Regions from separate parts of the Homo sapiens genome. Here region 2 is linked to region 1. Evidence: chromatin loops called from intact Hi-C (ENCODE). Cell type or tissue: B cell. All regions are shown on one strand.

Region 1 (8,000 bases):
TCAGAGAGTTCATACTGGAGAGAACCTTACACATTTCACGAGTATGGAAAGACCTTTGCTCAAAATTCAGCCCTTGTAATGCATAAGGCAATTCATACTGGAAAGAAACCTTACACATGTAATGAATGTGGCAAGGTTTTTAGTAGAAAAGCACACCTTGCATGTCATCATAGACTTCATACTGTCTAAGGTTTCTAATCAACAATCAAACCTTGCACAACATCAGAGAGTTTATACTGGAGAGAAACCTTACAAGTGTAATGAGTGGGGCAAAGCCTTAAGTGGGAAGTCGTCACTTTTTTATCATCAAGCAATCCATGGTGTAGGGAAACTTTGCAAATGTAATGATTGTCACAAAGTCTTCAGTAATGCTACAACCATTGCAAATCACTGGAGAATCCATAATGAAGACAGATCTTACAAGTGTAATAAATGTGGTAAAATTTTCAGACATCGATCATATCTTGCAGTTTATCAGCGAACTCATACTGGAGAGAAACCTTACAAATATCATGACTGTGGCAAGGTCTTCAGTCAAGCTTCATCCTATGCAAAACATAGGAGAATTCATACAGGAGAGAAACCTCACAAGTGTGATGATTGTGGCAAAGTCTTGACTTCACGTTCACACCTCATTAGACATCAGAGAATCCATACTGGACAGAAATCTTACAAATGTCTTAAGTGTGGCAAGGTCTTCAGTCTGTGGGCACTCCATGCAGAACATCAGAAAATTCATTTTTGAGATAACTGTTCCAAATACAGTGACTATAGAAGATCATAAAGCTTTAATTGACATTAGAGCCAAATAGGCATTGACTTGAGATTGAGTTGACTTAACCTTGAGTTTAAGAATTAATTTACATTAAAGTGTTTATGTTAAGAAGATTGGGCCAGGTGGGGTGGCTCATGCCTGTAATCCCAGCACTTTGGGAGCCCAAGGCTGATAGATCACAGCCACACCTGGCTATGAGAGTGTGTAGGTGGCCGTTGGGGTGGGACCTGATTAGAAGGGGCAGGGCCTTGAACAGAATCTGGGCGGGGCAAGAATGAGGAGGCTGCCTGGAGGCCGGGCCAGAGGGTGATCGTCATCTTGAGGGCAAGGTCTGGAAGTGGTGTTTTGAAGGGCAGGGTCTCGAGGGGGCGGGTCCTGGCTTTCTCCTCAGCTGGACCCCAGGTGTCGTCTGCTGTCATCCTCTTGCCCTGCAGGACTAGATTCTCCGGGTACTAATTGGTGGATAGTTTCTGATGTGCCGTGATATTACCCCTAATATCACAGGGATGCCTCCTGTCCATTTTAGAGACTTGCTCTGTCGCCCAGGCTGGAGGGCAGTGGCGCGATCTCGGCTCATTGCAAGCTCCGCCTCCCGGGTTCATGCCATTCTCCTGCCTCAGCCTCCCGAGTAGCTGGGACTACAGGCGCCCGCCACCATGCCTGGCTAATTTTTTGTATTTTCAGTAGAGACGGGGTTTCACTGTGTTAGCCAGGATGGTCTCGATCTCCTGACCTCGTGATCCGCCCGCCTCGGCCTCCCAAAGTGCTGGGATTACAGGCGCGAGCCACCGCGCCCGGCCCCTAAGTTAATATTTCAAACAATCGAAGGTAAAACAACATATTGTGTTGGGCCACCTGTACTGAACGCTGAATCGTTTTTCCTCTTAAGTTGAAAATGGTTTTAATGCAAAGCGCCTTTTTTGAGCAGGTAGAGTCACGCATCCGGCAGGCGGGGCGAGCTCCCCTCTGTCTGGGGCAGGGTGGGGGAGAGGGGCAGGGACCTCGGTAAAGGGGTGGAGTGGCGCGCTGGTTGCCGCGGGCACTGGCAATTAGAAGGGATTATTAAACTAAGCAAGGTCCTGGGTTGTTTGAGTGGATAATGGAAACTGAAAGGTGACGTGCAAAACTGCCTATTACTCCCAGGAGTGGAGGATAATTTCATATTTCATGGAAATAAACTCAGGGCCCGGAGCGGTGGCTCACACCTGTAATCCCAGCACTTTGAGAGGCCAAGGAGGGAGGATCGCTTAAGCCCAGGAATTCGAAATCAGCCTAGGCAACATAGTAAGACCTCATCTCTACTAAAAATAAAAAAAAACAGCCAGGTGTGTTAGTCCACACCTGTGGTCCCAGCTGCTTGGGGTGCTGAGGTGGGAGGATCACTTGAGCCAGAAAGTTGGAGGCTGCAGTGAGCTCTGATCTTGCCACCACACTCCAGCCTGGGTGAAAAAGCTAGACCCTGTCTCAAACAAGCAAATAAATGAGAGGTATAAGTCCTCCTTTAAAAGTAAAGGAAGAGATTTTTCTTTCCTTTTGTCTCTTAGAACATTCAATTAGAAAATTTGTAAATTCATTTTCTCTGTCTTCTGAGGTTTTTTTTTTTAGACAGAGTTTTTCTCTTGTTACCCAGGCTTGAGTGCAAGCCACGATCTCGCCTCACCACAACCTCCGTCTCCCGAGTTCAAGCGATTCTCCTGCCTCAGCTTCCCGAGTAGCTGGGATTACAGGTATGAACCACTATGCCCGGCTAACTTTGTTTTTTTTTTTTAGAAATTAAACCTTTTTTCAGCTTAATGACCCAGGGGTGTATTTTTGAAGGACTTGGGAGCTCTCTTTGAAAGGCAAACAACAAGGGAAACAGTACCTTTATCTCAGTAGGAAATTAAATAATTCAAACATCAAATAACTTCAATTTAAGGCTATGGACTTTGAGATAATTCTGAGCCTTGAGAGGAATGTGGTCAGGCAACCTGAGTCCAGTGGAATGCAGGTGCAACTTCTAAGAGTTTTCCTGTAAGTAATTAAGAAGACTAAGTAGCCCCAGAGATAAGACCTCCTCGGATCATTGTCCCTTCTTATGTAGTGATAAAGTAACCTTCCTTGAAGTGTATCTATCCGTAATCAATCAAGTTGCTGCAGCCTATGCACTGGCCCAGAATAAAAAACGTGGTGATTCTGCTAAAGCTTCTCTGTCTTTCCCTGTGTGTGAAATCTTAACGTCTCTACTTGGGAACGCTGATCCCATTCATTTAGAGTTGATGTTTCCACGTGGCTATTTCCAAGCTTTGCCTTCAAATAAATTCTGTACTTAATCATATATTCTAAATTTTATTATTTACTGCTGACATCAGTTTCTGTCGGATTGTAGGAGCCTCACCAGAGAGGGCCCCTGTCGCCATGTTGTAAAACTCACACTTGCCAAAAGTTGTGGGTTAGGGTTTCTCCCCCTCCCTCAGGATGACGCTAGTTAGCTGACACAGATGGTCACCTCCATTACCAAGTAGAGTCAGGATGAACTATGTGTGACTGTTCAACTATGTGTCCTCTTCCCTGAGGACTGATTAGTGTTTATCTTGAAAACATGTCCTTAATGGGTTGTATAGAACACTGAAGCATCTGATTTCAAACTCTTAGCTCTTTTCCTCTATTTCCCATCACATTCTGGTCTAAGGCTTATTTATTAATAAAATGATTTTTATTTCTTTATTATCGTGGAGATGATTTTTCATTTGGGGGAAGATCATTTTGTTTTCAAATATATTGTCTCAACATTTAAATAGTGAAGTAAAGAGTATTTCTTGTGCCAGGCATGGTGGCTCACGCCTGTAATCACAGCACTCTGGGAGGCCAAGGCAGGCAGATCACTTCAAGTCAGGAGTTTGAGACCAGCCTGGCCAACATGGTGAAACCCCATCTCTACCAATTATACAAAAATTAGCCGGACATGGTGGCGCGCTTGTAATGCCAGCTATTCCGGAGGGTGAGGCAGGAGAATCACTTCAACACAGGGTGTACAGGCTGCACTGAGCCGAGACCTTGCCACTGCACTCCAGCCTGGACGACAGAGAAATACTCTGTCTTAAAAAAAAAAAAAGGAAATTAAGAAAGTAATAGATCTCCTCCACAAATGTGCTGGGACAACTAACTTGATATTCACATGGAAAAGAATAATGTTGGATCCCTACATCACACAATCAAAATTTTATTTTAAAAAGTTAGAGAACGAGGAAGGGAGCCCTGCGGGAGGGGGTGTTACTTTGTCGCCCAGGCTGGTCTGGAACCCCAGGCTCAGCAACCCTCCCGCTGCTGCTTCCTGAGTAGCTGGGACCTCAGGCTCCCTCCCCAGTGCCCGCATCTCTGCTGTGTTTAAGCAGCAGGTGGTGACTTCGCTCCTCCCTGGCCTGAGCACTCCGTCCCGCATCCCAGGCGGTGGCCCTAGGGAAGTCTCTGAAGCTGAGCACAGGGTGGACTCTGCCCCCACCGCCGACCCGCCCTCCCCGACCCCGAGTGAATGGAGAATAGAAAGGGAGAGGATTTCTGTTCTGTCCTGTGGGCCCTCAGTATGAAATCGTAGTTCTGCCCAGGCAGGACTTTGCATTTCACATTCTAGTTTGCATCCCCGTTCCAGACAATTCCAGGGCTTTTGACTCATGCCTCAGCCTTCCCGGCCAGTCTCCCTTCCAAAACCCGAAAAACGGAGGCGCTGGGCTCAAGACTGACTCTGTCCCGCCCCGGCCCCGCCCTCTGCCGGTTCTAAAGGGCAAAGTCTCTCCGCCTCGCGCCCCGCTTCCGCCTGCCCAGGCCCCGCCCACCTCCTCCTGGACCCCGCCCAGGCCTGGCTTCTGTCCTGCGCGAGCAGATCAGCGCGAACCTGGAAGCGGAGAGCGTGGAGTGAAGGTCCCACGGCAGCGCGTGAGTTTCTCTCTGTTTTATATTAAGTCTGTGCGTCCCAGGTCCCCGGCGCGTCTGTACCTGGGACGTGGGGTCCCCACAGACCTGGAAATTCTCGCCCGTCTTCACCCAGAGCAAATTGAGACTTCCCTTTGAGAGTCCGGGGTTCACTTCCTTTTGGGTTTAAAATCGCCTTGAAGCTGGTGCGGTCTCTGGTCTTGCTGCTATAGGGCAATGTATACACTTTGTATTGGGTAGTTTTCCTGCTCAAAACCTTTTTCTAACTCCTCCCGCCCCGCGCTTTTTAAAGTCCTTACAGGTGAGGTGGATTCCCGCCCTGGGCGCCTCCCACCCTCGCCTTCGACGGCCCCTCGAGTGCAGCGCCGTGCCCCCAGTCCCGCGGAGGCTGCGTCCTCTGCCTGGTCCTGAGATCCTTCAGACCCCACCATTGTCTTAAGGCGCCGTCGTCCCCCACCTCCCTTCTCGTGCCGGGCCCTGCTGCTCCCCAGGTCTCCTCTCCGCCGTCACCGCTTCCCCTGAGCCCGCGTTGGGAAGGTGTCCGGGGCCTGTCCTGTGACACGGGGTGTCCTTGCCTGCCCAGCTCCAGCCCCTGGAAAATGAGCTCCCCCGGGATGCAGACGTCTTACTCCAAACCCTCCTGTAATTGTATGGGCCAAAGGAATCAGGTGAGAGAGAGCAGTAGAAAACCTGAGATAAGAAAAGAGCAGGAGGAGAAAAGCAACTGGAGAAATGTAGAGAAAAGCTAGATGTACAGAGAGATGAAGGACAGCAAGGAAGAGAGGGGGCAGCAAAGAGGAAGGCTCATCAGAGTGAGGGAGAGGAGGAGGGGTTTGGAGCCAGGGCAGACAGAGCAGAGTGGTGCTGGTGGCAAGGACAGAGGGAGAAGCACAGCAGGGAGGACTACTGTGGGTCTAGAGTGCCATAAAGTGTGGACAGGGATGTATAACAGGGAAGAGAGAATGTAACAGGGAGAGCAGAGGAGGCGCAGAGATGGGAGAAGAGGCGGAATCTATGGAGGTTGAGGACAATCCAAAGATTGTGGGAGAAGGAGCAATAAGAGGTTAAATAAGTAGCGAGGATGGAGCAGAAAAGGTGGAAGAGAAGTAATAGAGGGAAGAAGGGGATAAACAGCAGAAGAGGAGAGGGGCAAAAATGAGGCACGGAAGCCCAGGGAAAAAGACAAGAAAACAAGAGCTAGAGAGAGAAGGGGAGAATGAGAGATATGTACAGATTTAGCGAGGGAAGCACAGTAATGAAGACAGAGGGGCTGGGCGCAGTAGCTCACGTCTCTAATCCCAGCACTATAGGAGACTGAGACAAGGGGATTGCTTGAGTACAGGAGTTCGAGCAACATAATGAGACCTCCCCATCTCTGACCAAAAAAAAAAAAAAAAAAAAAAATTAACCGGGCGTGATGGTGCACAGCTGTAATCCTAGCTACTCTGGAGGCTGACGTAGGAGGATAACTTGAGCCCAGGAGGCCCAGGCTGCAGTGAGCCGAGATCATGCCACTGCACTCCAGCCTGGTCAACAGAGTGAGACACTGTCTCAAAAGAAAAAAAGGAGCGGGGGACTTTGGGTAAAGATGAGTAGGTTAGTTCACTGGATATCATTAGTCGTTGACTTCTTTGTATATAATCTGATAACTTAAAACTTGTTTAAATTATACAGATGAGGTTGAGAATTTTTAAACTCCTGTCTATGAGACATGTACCTGTAAATCTTAGCATCAGAGGTTAGCTTCCACCTGAAATCCCTATTCAGCCAAACAGCAGTGACTTATTCAGTTGTGAGTCACTCTCTTGCCTTTTCCCAGAGTTGGGTAGGAAGTGGAGCAGTGAAGTGGGAAAAAAAAAATTGGTGTTATTACATAATACTTTTAATTTAATTAATTAATATTTGGGATGGGCTCTGGCTCTGTAGCCCAGGCTCACGACTGTAATCCCAGCACTTTGGGTGAGGCTAGTGGATCACTTCAGGTCAGGAGTTTGAGACCAGCCTGGCCAACATGATGAAACTCCGTCTCTACTAAAAATACAAAAATTAGCCGAGCATGGTGGTACTCACCTGAAATCCCAGATACTAGAAAGGCTGAGGAAAAAGAATCGCTTGAGCCCAGGAGCAGAAGGTTGCAGTGAGCCAAGAGCCTGCCACTGCACTCCAGCCCAGGTGACAGTGCGAGACTCTGTTTCAAAAAGCAAAACAAAACCATCTGGGTGACTTTAAAGATAATCCAGTTCTGGCCAGGCACGATGGCTCACGCCTGTCATCCCAGCACTTTGGGAGGCTGAGGCAGGCGGATCACCAGAGGTCGGGAGTTCCAGAACAGCCTTACCAACATGGAGAAACCTTGTTTCTACTAAAAACACAAAATTAGCCAGGGGTGGTGGGGCATGACTGTAGTCCCAACTACTCGAGAGGCTGAGGTGAGAGAAGTCACTTGAACCCGGGAGGCGGAGGTTGTGGTGAGTTGAGATCGCGCCATTGCACTCCACCTTGGGCAACAAGAGTGAAATTCCGTCTAAAAAAAACAAAAAGATATCCATTTCCCTGTTTGCTACTCCTGTGTTTTTGATTCAGTAGTTCTTGGACGAGAGCTCGTTGTCCACATATTACATATGACTATTCTCCCTAAGCATTCAGAAGGAGGCAGTCAGTGGAGGAAATTGTGAAATATTTTGCTAGATCCATCTGTAATGTTTTCTTTCTTACTAAAACATAGGGCTGCGGCTCTAGAAAAGCTCCAGCACGTCATCTTCCTTTTTTTTTTTTTTTTTTTTTTTTTTTTTTTTTAATAAGCAGGAGTCTTTCTGACCTGTTATCTCCATGTTGGAGTGAGGGAAGGAGCCCTGGACTGTGGAGAATGAAGTGAAAATAACAAAAAAAATACAGATGGGTAGGAATGTATTATGGGTGTAAACACAAATAGGAGCTCAGATGGGCAGAGTGGAAGCTCCACCCTCAAATCTCTCTGCAAGTGGGAGAATTCGGCGGGAAAAGAAAAGTTTAAATCCTGAGATCTCTGAGTGGACATCTTTCTTTGCCCCCTCTTATGTCTCTGTTATTTATTTTATTTTATTTTATTTATTTATTTATTTATTTTGAGACAGCGTCTCACTCTGTTGCATAGACTGGAGTGCAGTGGCACAATAGCTCACTACGACCTCCACCACCTGGGTTCAAGTGATTCTCCTGCCTCAGCCTCCCAAGTAGCTGGAACTACAGGCATGCATCACCACCATACTAGGCTAATTTCTGCATTTTTGGTAGAGACGGGGTTGTGCCATGTTGGCCAGGCTGGTCTCGAACTCCT
Region 2 (8,000 bases), 64 kb before region 1:
TGTGTACAGTAGATATTGTGTAAATATGAAGGATCTATACTTTTCATTGATGTGACAGTGATATGTTTTTTGCAAACTGTGATACATTTTAGGGTCACAGTGGAAAAATACTCCTTACTTTAGGCTTACACATGTTTGTGCCCTGTCAGCGTTTTGTCATATTGGAAATAGGCTTCCATAGAAATGATTTGAAGTACACGTAAAGTATTTATTAAGTATTTATTAAAGAATCTTACTCCTTTTGTGTTCCTAAACTTTGAAGATCATGTTTGGGAAGTTCAAAATAAGTATTGTTTTTTGTGTCATATTTACACATTTCAGTATGTTTTACCTTCTGGACTTAATTGGAAACGTATTGGTGTTTATATTTTGTAGATATCTCTTCCAAATGCTTGATGAAAAAGGTGGAAGGGTCACTTGACCCAGGGAGTTGAAGGCTGCAGTGAGCCCTGTTTTTGCCACCACACTCCAGCCTGGGTGAGTGAGCTACACCCTATCTCAAACAAACAAGCCAATAAATGAGAGGTATAATTCCTCCTTTGAAATTAAAGAAGGAGATTTTCTTTCCTTTCATCTCTTTTCTTAGGACATTTATTAGAAAATTTGCAAGTGCATTTTCTGTTTTCTGAGGTAGTATGTTTTCTTTCTTTTCTTTTGTTTAATTTTCTTTTATTTCCTTTTCTGTTGTTTTCTTTTCTTTCCTTTCCAACGGAGACACAGTTTCGCTCTTGTTGCCCAGGCTGGAGTTAAATGGTGCGATCTCGGCTCACTGCAATTTCCATCTCCCAGGTACATGAGATTCTACTGCTTCAACTTCCAGAGTAGCTGGGACTACAGGCACCCGCTATAATGCCTGGCTAATTTTTATAGTTTTGTAGAGACGGGGTTTCACCATGTTGGCCAGGCTGGTCTTGAACTTCTGATATCAGATGATTCTCCAGCCTTGGCCTTCCAAAGTACTGGGATTACAGGTGTGAGCCACTGCGCCCGGCCCAGGGATGTATTTCTGAAGAACTTGGGAGCTCCTTGAAAGGCAAACAACAGCCACGCGCAGTGGCTCACGCCTGTAATCCCAGCACTTTGGGAGGCCAAGGCGGGTCAATCCCGAGGTCAGGAGTTCGACACCGCCTGACAAACATGTTGAAACCCTGTCTCTACTAAAAATACGAAGAAATTAGCCGGGCATGGTGGCACATGCCTGTAGTCCCAGCTACTCAGGAAAATTGTTTGAACCTGAGAGGCAGAGGTTGCAGTGAGCCAAGATTGTGCCACTGCACTGTAGCCTGGGTGACAAAGTGAGACTCCGTCTCCAAAAAAAAAAAAAAAAAAAAAAAAGGCAAGCAACAAGATAGATTGTACCTGTGTCTCAGTAGGAAATTAAGTAATTCAAACATCAAATGATTCCAATTTAAAGCTATGGACATTTAAATAATTCTGAGCCTTGAGAGGAATGTGGTCATGCAACCAGAGTCTAGTGGAATGCAGGTGCAACTTCTAGGAGTTTTCCTGGCTGACTGTCATGGCTCAAGCCTGTAATCACAACACTTTGGGAGGCCGAGGCTTCCGGATCACTTGAGGTCAGGATTTCAAAACCAGCTTGGCTAGCGTGGTGAAACCCTGTCTCTACTAAAAATAGAGAGAAATTACAGGCGCCTGCCACCATGCCCAGCTAATTTTTGTATTAGGCTTAGTGTTAGGGTTTCTCCCCCTCCCTCGGGATGAAGCTTGTTAGCTGACAGAGATGGTCACCTCCATTACCAAGTAGAGCCAGGATGAACTATGTGTGACCAAGGGCTTTTCAAGTCCTCTTCCCTGAGGACTGATTACTGTTTATCTTGAAAACATGTCCTTAATGGGTTGTATAGAACACTGAAGTTTCTTTCTCTCTTTTCAACCTCTTAGCTGTTTGCCTCTATTTCCCATCACATTCTGGTCTAAAGCTTATTTATTAATGAAGTAGTTTTTCTTTCTTTCTCTATTATCGTCGTGGAGATGATTTCTCATTTGGGGGAAGACTCTTTGTTTTTCAATTATATTTTCTCACATTTAAAAAGTGAAGTAAAGAATATTTCCTGGGCCAGGCATGGTGACTCACGAGTGTAATCCCAGCACTTTGGGAGGCCGAGGCTGGCGGATCACTTGAAGTCAGGGTTCTAGACCAGCCTGGCCAACATGGTGAAACCCCGTCTCTACCAAAAATATGAAAGTTAGCTGGGCATGGTCGTGTGCGCTTGTAATACCAGCTACTCGAAAGGCTGAGGCAGAAGAATAGCTTCAACCCAGGAGGCAGAGGCTGCAGTGAGCCACGATCTCGCAACTGCACCCCAGCATGGGCCACAGAGAAATACTCTGTCTCAAAAATAAAAGGAAAGAAAAAAGTAAAAAAAGAGAAAGTAATAGATCTCTTTCACAAATGTGCTGGGACAACTAACTGGATATTTACATGGAAAAGAATAATATTGGATCTCTATGTCACACCATGAAAAATTTTATTTAAAAACGGGTTAAAAAAAAAAAGGCTGGGCGGGGTGGATCACATCTGTAATCCTAGCAGTTTGGGAGGCTGAGGTGGGCGGATCACAAGGTCAGGAGATCAAGACCATCCTGGCTAACATGGTGAAACCCCATCTCTACTAAAAATACAAAAAATTAGCCGAGCGTCGTGGTGGGCGCCTGTAGTCCCAGTTACTCCAAAGGCTGAGGCAGGAGAATTGCGTGAACCCGGGAGGCGGAGCTTGCAGTGAGCCAAAATCGTGCCACTGCACTCCAGCCTGGGTGACAGAGCGAGACTCCGTCTCAAAAAAAAAAAAAAAAAAAAAAAAAGAGAGAAAAGGAAAAGAGCGAGGGAGAGACGAGGGAGGGAGCCCTGCGGGAGGGGGTGTTACTTTGTCACCCAGGCTGGCCTGGACCCCCAGGTTCAGCGATTCTCCCGCCGCTGCTTCCTGAGTAGCTGGGACCTCAGGCTTCCGCCCCGTGCCCGCATCCCTGCTGTGTTTAGGCAGCAGGTGGTGACCTCACTCCTCCCTGGCCTGAGCACTCCGTCCCGCATCCCAGGCGGAGGCCCTAGGGAAGTCTCTGAAGCTGAGCACAGGGTGGACCCTCCCTCCTGAATGAATGGAGAATAGAAAGGGGGAGGATTTCTGTTATGTTCTGTGGGCCATCAGCATGAAATCGTATATTCCGCCCCGGCAGGGCTTTGCATTTCACATTTTAGTTTGCATGCCCGTTCCAGACAATTCCAGGGCTTTTGAATCATGCTTCAGCCTTCCTGGCCGCTCTCACCTCCAAACACCGAAAAAAACAGGCGCTGGGTGCGAGGCGGAGGGATGCACAGGTCCCGCCCCGGCCCCGCCCTCTGTCGGTTCTAAAGGGCAAGGTCTCTCTGCCTCGCGCCCCGCCTCTACCCCGCCCAGGCCCCGCCAAACTGTTCGCCGGCCCCGCCCAGGCCTGGCTTCAGTCCTGGGCGCGCAAACCCCGAGGCGGATCGCGTGGAGTGAAGGTCGTACCGCGGCGCGTGAGTTTTGCTCTGCCTTGTATTAAGTTTGCGCTTCCCAGGTCCCTGGCGCGTCTGTCCCTGGAAAGTGGGGTCCCCACGGACCTGGAAATTCTCGCCTGTCTTCCTTCATCCAGAGCAAATTGAGATGTCCCCGTAAGAGTCCGGAAGTTGCTTGCTTTTGGGTTTGAACTCGTCCGGAGGCTGGTCCCAACCCCGGTCTTTCTGCTATAGGGCAGTGTATACACTTCCTGTCGCTTAGTTTTCCTGGTCAAAACCCTGTGCTGACTCCACCCACCCCGTTCTTTTTAAAGTCCCCGACCCGCGAGGTGGATTCCCGCCCTGGGCGCCTCCCAGCCTCTCCGTCTTCGGCCCCTGGAGCGAAGCGCTGTGTCCCCAGTCCTGGGGAGGCTGCGTCTTCTGCCTGGTCCTGGAATTCTGCAGGTGCCACCCTTGTCTTAAGGCGCCGTCGCCCCCTACATCCCCCCTCGTGGTGGGCCCTGCTGCTCCCCAATTCTTCCCTTCGCAGTCACCGCTTCCCCTGAACCAGCGTAGGGCAGGTCCCAGCGGCTTGTCCTATGACACCGGGTATTCTTGCCTGCCCAGCTCCACCCTCCGGAAAATGCGCTTCTCCGCGATGCGGGTGTCTTACCCCAAACCCGCAGAGTGGTGCTGGTGGCAATGAGAACAGAGGGAGAAACACAGCAGGGAGGACACCGGGGGATCTGGGGTGCTAGAGAGTGGGGACAGGGGGGCGTAACAGGGAAGAGAGAATTTAACAGGGAGAGCAGAGGAGACGCAGAGATAAGAGGCGGTAATATGTAGAGATTGAGGACGATCAAAAGATTGGGGAGAAGGAGCAACAAGAGGTTAAATAAGGACCGGGCGCTTTGGCTCATGCCTGTAATCCCAGCAGTTTGGGAAGCTTAGGCGGGCGGATCACCTGAGATCCGGAGTTCGAGACCAGCCTGACCAACATGGAGAAACCCCATCCCTGCTAAAAATACAAAACTAGCTGGGCGCGGTTGCATATGCCTGTAATGTCAGCTATTAGGGAGGCTGAGGCCAGAGAATCGCTTGAACTTGGGAGGCGGAGGTTGCGGTGAGCCGAGATCGCACCATTGCACTCCAGCCTGGGCAACAAGAGTGAAACTCTTTCTCAAAAAAAAAGCGGTTAAATAAGTTGTGAGGATGGAGCAGAAGAGGTGGAAGAGGAGTAATAGAGGGAAGAAGGGGATAAATAGCAGGAGAGTAGAGGGGTACAAAATGAGGAGCACAATCCCAGGGAAAAAGAAAAGAAAACAAGAGCTAGAGAGAGAAGGGGAGAATGAGAGATATGTACAGAATTAGAGAGGGAAGCACAGTAATGAAGAAAGAGGGGCCAGGTGCAGTGGCTCATGCCTGTAATCCCAGCACTTTAGGAGACTGAGGCAGAGGGATTGCTTGAGTCCAGGAGTTCAAGACCAGCCTAGGCAAAATAGACACCCCATCTCTTTCAAAAAGAAAGAAAAAATTAACGGGGCATGATAGTGTGCAGCTGTAATTTCAGCTACTCTGTAGGCGGAGGCTGGAGGATCACTTGAGCCCAGGAGCTCCAGGCTGCTGTGAGCAGAGATCATGCCACTGTACTCCAGCCTGGTCAAAAGAGCAAGACCCTGTCTCAAAAAAAAAAAAAAAAGGGTGGGGGACTTTGGGTACAGATGAGTGTGTGAGTTCATTGGATATGATTAGTTGTGACATGTTGACTTCTGTCTATAAAATCTAATAACTTGTTTAAATTATACAGATGAGTTTGAGAATTTTAAATGTCCTATCTGTGAGCCATGTATGTTCTATAAATATTGGTATCAGAGGTTAGCTTCCACTTGGAATCCCTATTCAGACCGAGGGCAGTGACATTCAATTGTGGGTCACTCTTCCCTTTTCCCATGGTGGGGTAGGAAGTGGTGGGAAAAAAAAATCGCTGTTATTACATAATACTTTTAATTAATTAATTAATATTTTGAGATAGGGTCTGGCTCTGTCGCTCAGCTGGAGTACAATGGCGTTATCTACTCTAACTGCAGCCTCGACCTCTTAGGCTCAAGCGATCCTCCCTCAGTCTCCTGAGTAGCTGAGACCACTGGTGTGAGACACCAAGCCCAGCTAGTAGTTTTTTTTTTCTTTGTTTGTTTTTTTGTAGAAACAGGGTTTCAGTATGTTTCCCGGGGTGGTCTCAAAATCCTGGGCTCAAAGGTTCCCCCGTCTTGGCCTTGCAAAGTACTGGGATTACAGGGATGAGCCACCGCGCCCGGCCTACATACTAATTATTATTATTATTATTATTAGTTTTTTGAGGTGGAGTTTCACTCCTGTTGCCCAGGCTGGAGTGCAATGGCACAATCTTGGCTAATGACTCTCTGTGCCTTTAGAGTTGAAGCGATTCTCCTGCGATACTACCCCCTGAGTATCTGGGATTACAGGCATGCGCCACCATGCCCTGCTAATTTTGGATTAGGAGGCCGAGGCAGGAGAATCACTTGAACCCAGGAGGCAGAGGTTGTGGTGAGCTGAGATCGCACCATTGTACTTCAGCGTGGGCAATAAGAGCGAAACTCTGTCTCAAAAAAACCAAAAAAGAATGGAGCAAAACAGGAGAGGGGCATAAAATGAGCAGAAGCCCAGGGGGAAATGCAGAAAAGAAACAGATGGAGAGAGAAAGTGAGAAAGGGCTATGCATAGAATGATGGAGGGAAGCAGTAATGAAGACGAAGAGGGACCCTGGGTGCAGATGAGTGGTGAGTTGATTGGATGTGATGATGAAGTGATGACATGTTGTTTTCTCTGTTTATAAGGTAACAAATTTAAAATTAGTTTAAATTATACAGATGAGAATGAGAGTTGCCAAACTCCTGTGTCTAAGTGTGGTTCATTTTATAATGATGGCGTCAGAGGCAGCTTCCCTCTGCAACCCCTCTTCAGCCAGAGGACAGTGACTTGACTCATTCGTTGTGGATCACCCTCTTCCCTTTTCATGGCTGGGGTCGGGAGTGGGGGAGAGAAGTAGGGTAAGAAGTGACTGACTCTGTTACTATATGGAACGTGATGAAAGGAGTATTAAAAGTGCTTTTGTTCTCTTTTTGTAATTGGTTTCCTTTTTTCTAGTTCCTCTTCATTTCATTTTTTTTTTTTTTTTTTTTAATTTTTGAGATGGAGTCTCTCTGTGTCACGCAGGCTGGAGTGGAGTGGAGCAGTCTTGACTCACTGCAACCTCTGCCTCCTGGGTTCAAGGAATTCTCTGCCTCAGCCTCCCAAGCAGCTGGGATTATAGGCACCTGCAGCCACACCTGTCTGATTTTTGTATTTTTAGTAGAGACAGTTTTCACCATCTAGGCGGGACTTGTCTTGCACTCATGACCTTGTGATCCACCGCCTTGGCCTCCCAAAGTGCTATGATTACAGGCGTGAGCCACCACACTTGGCCTCAGTAATTGTTTTTTATTTTTTAATTTTAGTTTTAATTTACTTATTTTTGTTGTGGTGGTTTTTTTTTTTTTTTTTTTTTTTTTGACGGAGTTTTGGTCTTGTTGCCCAGGGTGAAGTGCAATGGTGCGATCTTGCTCACTGCAACCTTTGCCTCTGGGGTTCAAGTGATTCTCCTGCCTCAGCCTCCTGAGTAGTTATGATTACAGGCACACACCACCATGGCCGGCTAATTTTGTATTTTCAGTGGAGATGGGGTTTCTCCATCTTGGTCAGGCTGGTCTTGAACTCCTGACCTCAGGTGATCCTCCCACCTCAGCCTCCCAAGGTGCTGGGATTACAGGTATGAGCCGCTGCGCCCGGCCTTTGTTATTGTTTTGAGACACTTTTACTGTTTCCCAGGCTGGAGTGCAGTGGCAGGATCACAGCACTGTGCAGCGGCAACCTCCTGGGCTCAAGTGATTTTCCCACCTCAGCCTCCGGAGTAGCTGGGGCCACAGACACACCCCACCAGGTCCGGCTAATGTTTAGATATATGTATTTATTTATTGAGACTCTCTGTCACCCACTCTGGAGTCTAGTGGCACGACCTCGTCTCACTGCAAACTCCGCCTCCTGGGGTCAAGCGATTTTCCTGCCTCAGCCTCCTGAGTAGCTGGAGTTACAGGTGTGCACCACTATGCCCTGCTAATGTTTGTATTTTTAGTAGAGACATAGTTTCTCCATATTGGCCAGGCTGGTCTCGAACCCCTAACATTGTGGTCTTCCTGCCCCGGCCTCCCAAAGTGCTGGGATTATAGGCGTGAGTCACTATGCCTGTCCTCATTGTTTTCAAAGTATGATATATTTTCAAATATTTCTCCTTTGGCCCAAGATTTCATTAGATCTGTATTTTTTAACCATTTTAAAATTGTTTCTCTATGAAATTTTTTTGAGTTTACATTGAGGTCTGTGTGCTTTCTAGTCTTTATCATATATCGAAAACATTTTCTACTATGTGATATATGTTGTTAGGTTGTTTCAGTGTGTACTTGATAATGATATC

Evidence for each region. A loop is a pair of places that touch in the nucleus more often than their neighbours do. Peaks named below come from ENCODE experiments on the same cell type or tissue, not always from the same donor. Only the 100,000 strongest peaks of a DNase experiment are listed, where the experiment ranks them.
Region 2: it touches region 1 in a loop (7-fold over the local background); 17 of 110 quality-filtered maps call a loop at or near these places.

What each region holds. Positions count from the first base shown.
Region 1 is chr19:52,596,669-52,604,668 of GRCh38, forward strand. It overlaps LOC137778871 (a long non-coding RNA gene), which reads left to right and starts at 4,633. Exons shown (of 3, transcript NR_197425.1): 1 at 4,633-4,687. It also overlaps a transcript of ZNF701 not described here and the pseudogene ZNF137P. RefSeq lists a silencer at 4,493-4,552 and enhancers at 4,673-4,732, 4,685-5,191, 4,803-4,852, 5,513-5,592. In B cell, a CTCF peak has its summit at 4,503 (motif pointing left); a DNase peak (open chromatin) is centred at 4,573; H3K4me3 peaks cover 1,844 bases; H3K27ac peaks cover 1,094 bases.
Region 2 is chr19:52,532,533-52,540,532 of GRCh38, forward strand. It overlaps ZNF808 (zinc finger protein 808), which reads left to right. Exons shown (of 5, transcript NM_001039886.4): 2 at 376-477. Among named protein-coding and RNA genes, the nearest start is that of ZNF808, 8.9 kb to the left of the region's middle. RefSeq lists enhancers at 3,499-3,728, 3,536-4,122, 3,859-3,988. In B cell, a CTCF peak has its summit at 3,246; a DNase peak (open chromatin) is centred at 3,419; H3K4me3 peaks cover 1,522 bases; H3K27ac peaks cover 976 bases.